Linked DNA regions of Homo sapiens: region 2 is linked to region 1. A link is a loop called in an ENCODE intact Hi-C map of the cell type or tissue named here. Cell type or tissue: IMR-90. All regions are shown on one strand. Region 1 overlaps EPS15 (epidermal growth factor receptor pathway substrate 15). Region 2 overlaps RNF11 (ring finger protein 11).

Region 1 (4,000 bases):
TCACATCCTCAAAAAATGCAGCAGGGAAAAACCAACAGGTAGATATACTCAACAAAATACTGTCTATCACAAGAACCTATGTACTTTAAAGCAGTAACTGGCTAAATTTAGAAGCTGTCCAAAATTGTATCAGTAGCTACACCTATTTCTTCAAATTATGAAAACTTGTGTAGATTATTTTATCTTCCATTTTAAACTATTTTTAGTAATAACTGCTTAGAATGTGTGGCTCTTTTGCATTTCCTAAGAAGCTCAAAAACTGCACAAAATAATGTAATTCAGATAACTTACCCTCTTATGCCCACCTAACCTCACTGCCAGAGAGAGAATTATATTGATGATGATCTCTTAACTTGCACTGCCTTCAGGAAAATTCAAGTAAATATAATAAATGTAGTCACCCAATCAGAGAATCAACTTCCAACAAGAAGTCTCTCTGGCTTCTTCCTCAATTCTTCAGTAAATCATTCTCCCCACCCTAGCACAGTCCACCAGACAGACAATCTCTAATGAATGTCCTGCATCAAAACAAAACAATGGGCCTAACACAATTTAGAGTTTTTCCCTACTTAAAACTATTAGGAAAAGCAGGAAAATCCAACATACAAGCAACACATTAAGAAATGCCCATCCAAGAGTTCTTACTAGCAACTGCTACCAGTGCTTCTATATCCAATCTCCTCTATGTGCCGGTGCAGCACTAAGGAAACAGTACCCCAATAACATGGCCACATGCATTGCTTACTGCTCTAAGTGAGGCACTGCCCAGTTTTCTCTATTTCTAACGTTAGAAACACTGCTACTCCCTTATTTTTATCATTTCCCAAACAAAAACTGAGGTTTTTGTCATCCTTTCTCTTTGTAAAATGAAACAATTTAACACAACACCTAATGAAAATGAACTAAAGCTCTTTATGCCAAAGTTTAAGATATGCTGGTTACTAAGCTACTCATAAAATGCTACTTTAAATTGTTCTGTATCATCTCCCACCCTACAAGTATTATGAGAAACAGTCCTTTAACATACTAGGTCTCCTAGCTAACAAAAACCTCACATGCATGAAAAAGCATACTGGTTTTTGATGATGATGATGATGATGATGATGAGATGATGATCTCACTCTAATTTTACTGGTGCAAAAATATTAACATTGTAAGTCATGCAAACTTACCCCTTTAATGATATAATATGCAGGTAAGTACCATTTAAAAAATACTTTCAAAACTAGAAATCTATGCTGAAAAATACTGCTTTCTCATTGCAGTATAATCTTTGCAGGCCAGAATTCCAAGCAAGAACAATCATCTTGGAAAAGATAAACATTTATATAATATAAACATTAGGCATTCTCTTGACCTAATACTACATCCAGCAAATAGTAAATAACCATATAAATTTAAAATGAATAGTCCTAAATCAGCAGTGGAACACTAAATTTTATGGTCACTTACCTGAACCTCACTTGTCCTCTGTTTAATAGTATCTTCCTTCTCCTTAAGGTCCTGTTCCACATTATTCTTTTCCCTAGAAGACCAGCAAACAATGCAAGAATATTTTAGAACATCAGCTACAGCTGGTATGGTTATCCATCCTCCTAATCCTGAATCGCTTTTTAAATACATAGTGAAACATTCAATTTTTAAATGAAGGGCAGATTTTTCTACCCTCTTTCAATTATTTATGAAATAAAAATCAATATAAGCTCCATTTGTAAAAAAAAAATTGCTTTCTCACTAAAATGTGGTGAAAAGAGGATAGATTAAAAAAGGAAGAGGAGAAAAATAATCAATGAAACACTCAGGTTTCACTGATGTCACTGTTGCTATGGAAATAGTGTCCAATGAAAATTGCTGGTAAAGAAAAGGAGGGGTTGCATCAGCTCTGTAAGGTTAACCCTTAGGTACCACTGTCAAATTAAATGAAAATGGCTAATAAAAACAGTCAACAATACTAAGGAAAAAGACATTTACTGAAGTGTTAATTTCCCCTTAAATCACTGGTGTGCATCAATTTTAGAATGAAACAACAGAGAAAATGGGAAAGATTATTAATACACAGGCAATTTGCTCTATCAAAAATTACATCTCAAAAAAAGCTATTTTAGGACCATATATCAAATCCAATTGATCAAATATACAAACAGTATATATAAAGTAAAAAAAGAACCACAGCAGCATTTATCTCTTCTGCTCTTCAAATCAAACATGCTGGGCTCCGCTTTTACTTTGAAACATCGTTACCTAAATTCTTATATGCTTTAATCAGGCCTGAGTGGCTATGAACGAATCCCAAGCAACCTTAGATTCAGAATTGCAAAATAAAGCTGTCACTTTTGATGTAACAATTTAACTGCCCATTTGTAGTTGTACTGAAATCATGCGTGCACACGCACACACAAACACACACACCTCCCTTCACTTTCTTTTCTACAAAATGAGAGAAAAAGCTCAAAGAATTCTGCAGCAGTACATTTCTGGGGTCGCAGGGAAAGGTAAAAGGCGGCAACATGGAGAAGGGAAGACAGCATTTAACAAGTCCTCCAGATTAGTATAGCCAAGTTTCTCCTTCGAGCTTCAAGACTACATTTCAGTTTCCATCTCAGACATAACCCAAAATGTAAGCTCAGGCTCCATTTAGCTCCAGCATAAAGGAAAGTGAGAAAATTATACCAAAGCAGATACTTAAGGGACAACTGCATGCTTCATTTATATTTCTCACCTTCTTGAGGTGAGATTTTAAATGTAGACAAAAATCAACTGTTTTGGATACGTAGGCACAATGTTCTTAAGATGTCTATGGAAGAAAGCATACAAATAAAGCTATTTGTACACTGTTACTTTTAAACATTTGAGATGGCCAAGGAGCTCACTAACCGTTTGTCAGATGGGTCGCAATGTGGGTCGCGATGTTGTGATTTTAAACAGTCCCTTACCATGAGAATCATTGTTGCAGCCCGATCCTTCCATACCTCAACCTATTTATCATGCAAAGACCATCCCCCACCTCCAACCCTTATATAAATTAAGCAAATTCAAGAAATACAAAAACACGGGGAAAAATTTCTGAAAATACCCAACAAATTCTGCAAGCTCAATCTTGGAAATTTTCTTTCCTCCTTATGTGAGCAGATGAATGTTTTCAGTCTTGCTGCAGCATGTTAGAGATAAGTCACATGAAAATCTAGCACCCTCCCCCCATCCCAAATCCTCAGAGGCATTCCACACAAGGTCAGTATCAACTCAGCTCCTGGTTTCTGAAAGTAGATAATAACAAAAATAGAAAACACTACAGTGTCACAGATCAGCAGTGCACACATTTGTACTGAATTCTTTCTGCTCTGCTGCTAACTGCTGTCACTGACAGTGTCTGCTCAGATCAAGTGTGCATGCAGGAAAACAGGGCTACAAGAAGCCAGTGAGCTGACTCAAAGTAGCCAAGGCAGAAAGATGGGAGAGCAAAGGAAGGAAGCTCACTTGGTGAAAATCCAAAACAGATTACAAAGGACTCAGCTCTAAACAGCAAACACAGTCTATGTTTGGGTAAAATGGAGGAAGCTTGAGGACTACAAATTTCTCTTCATAATTTGGGGTCTATGGGGGAGGAAGAGGAAGGGGAGGAAAGGATGGTGTTATCTCTAATCATATCCTGAAGACCATTCCCAACTAAAAAAAAAATATGGAGATCTTTAGGCATTAATTCCTCTTAGTAAGAAGATCAATTAAATTTAACTTTTGATTCATGTTTATCTAATAAAATTCTGGTCTTACAATATTCCTTTTATTAGCACAACCAAGTAGTATAACATATATTGCTAAACAGAAAACTTAAAAAGAATTAAATGTTCAATTATATCACTTTCTATTAAAAAAATTATGACTGAAAACTTGTCCTGTATATCAGACTGAAAATCAAGTAATTTTCTTGACCTAGTTTACAGTTTCAGAGATGCTCAAATGTTATTCTGTTGTCTTGCAATGATTCTTAACCTTTATAACTATT
Region 2 (4,000 bases), 160 kb before region 1:
CCACATAGTTAAGTGAAGTTGGGCCCCTTTCTTACTATATGCAAAAATTAACTCAGAATGGTTCATACACCTAAATGTAAGAGCTAAAACTTTATAAACCTCTTAGAAGATATAGGAGCAAATGCTCATGACCTTGGGTTTGACAAACTTCTTAGGATACTGAAAGTAAAAGTAACCAAAGTTGAATTTCATTAAAATTTAAAATTTGTTCTTCAAATAACGTAAAGAAAGTGAAAAGATAACCCATAGGATGCAAGAAAATATTTGGGCTTTTTTTTGTTTGTTTGTTTGTTTGAGACAGAGTCTCCCTCTGTCATCTAGACTGGAGTGCAGCAGCACAATCTTGGCTTATTGCAATGCCACCTCCCAGGTTCAAGCAGTTCTTGTGCGTCAGCCTCCCAAGTAGTTGGGATTACAGGTGTGCACTACCACCGCCTGCTAATCTTTTTTTTTTTTTTTTTTTTTTTTGTATTTTTAGTAGAGACAAGGTTTGACCATGTTGGCCAGGCTGGTCTTGAACTCCTGACCTCAGGTGATCTGCCTGCCTCAGCCTCTCGAAGAAAATACTTGTAAATCATTGGTCTGCTAAGGGACTTGTGTCCAGGAGATAACAAAAAGATAATTTGCTATCAGAGAGGGCAAATCAAAATCACAATGAGATATCACATCTTATCCACTTGAATGGTTATAATAAAAAGATTAAGTTTAAGCAATGCTGTAGAGAAACTGGAACATTCTATTTCCCTTTTTAAAATGCACACTTCATTGATTTCCAGTGTGTTCAGAGTTACACAACCATCACTTACCAATACAGCTCTCGATGGGATTGTAAGATGGTGCAGGTGCTTTGGAAAAGTTTGGCAGTTCTACAAAAGGTTTTGCAGAGTTCCATTCATTGGTTTATATACCCAATAAAATGAAAACATGTACAAAAACTTATACATGTATTTTCATAACACTGTTATTCACAGTAGCTAACAAGTAGAAACAACCCATGTCCATCAGTGACTAAACAAAATGGTGGTGGACTATTCAGTGATAAAAAGGAATGCAATTCTGATAAATGCTGCATCATGGGTGAACTTTGAAAACATGCTAAGTGAAAGTCGAGCCACAAAAGACCACATATTAGTATGATTCCATACACAGGCATACCTTGTTTTATTGCACTTCACAGGGTTGTGTGTGTGTGTGTGTTTACACAACTTGAAGGTTTGTGGCAGCTCTGCATGAAACAATTCTTTTGGCACCATTTTCCCAGCAGCTCATTTCATTTCTCTGCTACATTTGGTAATTCTCGTGCTTTCAGACTCTTTCATTATATCTTTTACAGTGATCTGTGATCAGTTTTATTAGGGTGGTCTGGAACGAAACCCACACATCTGAATAATGCTTATCTATGAAATGCCCAGAATAGGCAAATCTATAGAGACAAAAAGCAAATTAGTTAGTAGTAGCCTAGGGCCGGGGAGTTTGGGGGAGTGACTGTTAATGAGTACACTTTCTTTTGGGGGTAATGAAAATGTTCTAAAATTGATAAGTGATGGTTGCATAGCTCTGAACACACTGGAAACCATTGAAGTGTGTATTTTAAATAGGGAAATAGAATGTGAATTATATCTCTAAGGTGTTACAGTTAATGGAAGCCTTTCACCTTATCGTGATACTGTATTTCCTCAGTGCTGAGATGTGCTTTTTAAGGCTAGGCTTGGCTGCTCACTCCTGGGATCCCAGCACTTTGGAAGGCCAAGGCAGGAGGATTGCTTGAGCCCAGGAATTCTAGACCAGCCTGGGCAACATAGTGAAAACCTGTCTCTACAAAATGTATATTTTTAATTAGCGGGGCATAGTAGCATGGGCCTGTAGTCCCAGCTACTCAGGAGACTGAAGTGGGAGGATCACTTGAGCCCGGGGGGTCGTCAAGGCTGCAGTGAGCCAAGATTGTGCCACTGCACTCTAGCCTAGGTAACAGAATGAGACCCTATCTCAAAAAAAAAAAAAAAAAAAAAAAAAAAAATATATATATATATATATATATATATATATACACACACACACACACACACACATTTATCAGGAAGATAGATGTGATGCTAGCTTTTACATCTCTCTGTGTAATTGTTCAGGAACTGCATCAGTGCTAATCTGGGGGTTTTTGTTTTGGTCAAGATTTCATGGAACATCAGAAGTAGAACATACATTGAGACCAACTATTCTAAATCCTCCATTTTATGGTCTTAAATGTCAGTCTGGCAAAATTCAGAGAAAACATTTCCCAGTAGGAGACTGCAGCTGGGAAGAAGGTGGTGCCAGCAGCAGCTTGTAAGGATATAAAGAGAAGGATCAGAAGAGCTGGCTCTTATTTCCTACTGGAGGAAAAGATACCGCTTTTGGTGACAAGCTGCATGCTTTAGCAGTGACTTTATTTTTCCTTCACCACAAACCAGACTTGTGCTATTTCCAGCCTCAGCACATTATTTAGGCACTTCCCCACTGCATTGTTTTCGTTTCTGAAATTGTATCACATTCCCTAAATTGAATCCAACTTTTAATGTAGTGCCCTTCAGACAGACACGTTTTACATTCACCTGTTTTGTGTCTTTCTTGGCTTAAACCACCTAAGATTAGGGCCCGATACATTCTTGACAACATCCATCATTTTATAGGTGCTTCATTTATATATTAACAAACAACCGGAATGCTTCAGAGATTTTTCGCATCAGATCAGACCTTGCTGTTTTTGATGTTTGACCCTATCTTCTGGCCGGGTGCAGTGGCTCACACCTGTATCACACCTGTAATCCCAACACTTTGGGAGGCCAAGGCAGGTGGATCACTTGAGGCCAGGATTCGAGACCAGCCTGGCCAACATGGTGAAACCCTGTCTCTACTAAAAATAAAAAAATTAGCTGGGCGTGGTGGCGCGTGCCTGTACTCCCAGCTACTCGAGGTTGAGGTGGGAGAATTGCTTGAACCTGGGAGGTGGAGGTTGTAGTGAGCCAAGATCGCGCCACTGCATTCCAGCCTGGGTGACAGAGTGAGACCCTGTCTCCAAAAAAAAAAAAAAAAAGACTGTATCTTCTGTCCTGCTTCAGCATATTTTATAACCCTGTCTTCCATTTCTATTCTACCCCCTTCCATGCTGCTGCATTTTTCCACAATGCATATTTTAATTTTAAATTATTCCTTTTCTCCTTTTCTTAAAGGCAGATGATTTCCTTTGGATTCTCGCTCTTTCTCTCTTTTGCATGCAGACATATGGAGAACTAAAGAAAGTATTAAGGAAAAGATTGTTTAAATTTATTTGAAATTTGCTTCTCTGTGAATTCCATCTTGAAATTTAAACTCACAGGGCAAGCCCATGTGTCTCCTAATCAACAACGAGGAAATGGTAGTTAGGTAAGACTGTATAAGACATTTAAGTAGATGATAGTGGAAAAGGGAAGAGAGGAAGTCAGAGGAATCAGGAAGGATGAGATGTCTATCTCCAGTGACTAGTGGTGTCATTAGAGAAGAGCCCATATATTAAGTAAGCCCTTATCTTGGTAAGTGCTTTACTTATCTGCTTATTCCTTACAATACTTTTTTTTTTTTTTTTTTAACAGAGTCTAGCTCTGTGGGCCAGGCTGGAGTGCAGTGGCGTGATCTCAGCTCACTGCAACCTCCGCCTCCCAGGTTCAAGCAATTCTCATGTCGCAGCCTCCAGAGTAGCTGGGATAACAGAGCTAAATGACTGCATCTGGCCTCCAACCCTTTATTAAGATAGGTATTTTGTCTGTTATGCTGATGAGGAACCTTAATGCTCAGAGATATTAAGAAGCTTGCGTAAGGCCACATACATAATTAAATACCAGAGCAGAAATTCCAGGGAATGCCTGTACTCTTTCCATTATGTATTTTTGTTCATTAACCTAGGTAGGGGGCATAGAAATTCTGAGTTTGAGAGGCATGTGGAAGGAAGTATATTTGGTTTGGTTTTGGACCTATTGAAGTTCCTGTG

The links. A loop is a pair of places that touch in the nucleus more often than their neighbours do. Peaks named below come from ENCODE experiments on the same cell type or tissue, not always from the same donor. Only the 100,000 strongest peaks of a DNase experiment are listed, where the experiment ranks them.
Region 2: it touches region 1 in a loop (2.1-fold over the local background); 2 of 110 quality-filtered maps call a loop at or near these places.

The regions. Positions count from the first base shown.
Region 1 is chr1:51,420,334-51,424,333 of GRCh38, forward strand. It overlaps EPS15 (epidermal growth factor receptor pathway substrate 15), which reads right to left. Exons shown (of 25, transcript NM_001981.3): 13 at 1,453-1,525. Among named protein-coding and RNA genes, the nearest start is that of TTC39A, 92 kb to the left of the region's middle. In IMR-90, no CTCF peak of the experiment used is centred here; a DNase peak (open chromatin) is centred at 1,848; H3K4me3 peaks cover 395 bases; H3K27ac peaks cover 1,024 bases.
Region 2 is chr1:51,262,272-51,266,271 of GRCh38, forward strand. All of the region lies in intron 1 of RNF11 (ring finger protein 11), which reads left to right. Among named protein-coding and RNA genes, the nearest start is that of RNF11, 28 kb to the left of the region's middle. RefSeq lists a silencer at 3,286-3,580. In IMR-90, no CTCF peak of the experiment used is centred here; a DNase peak (open chromatin) is centred at 2,370.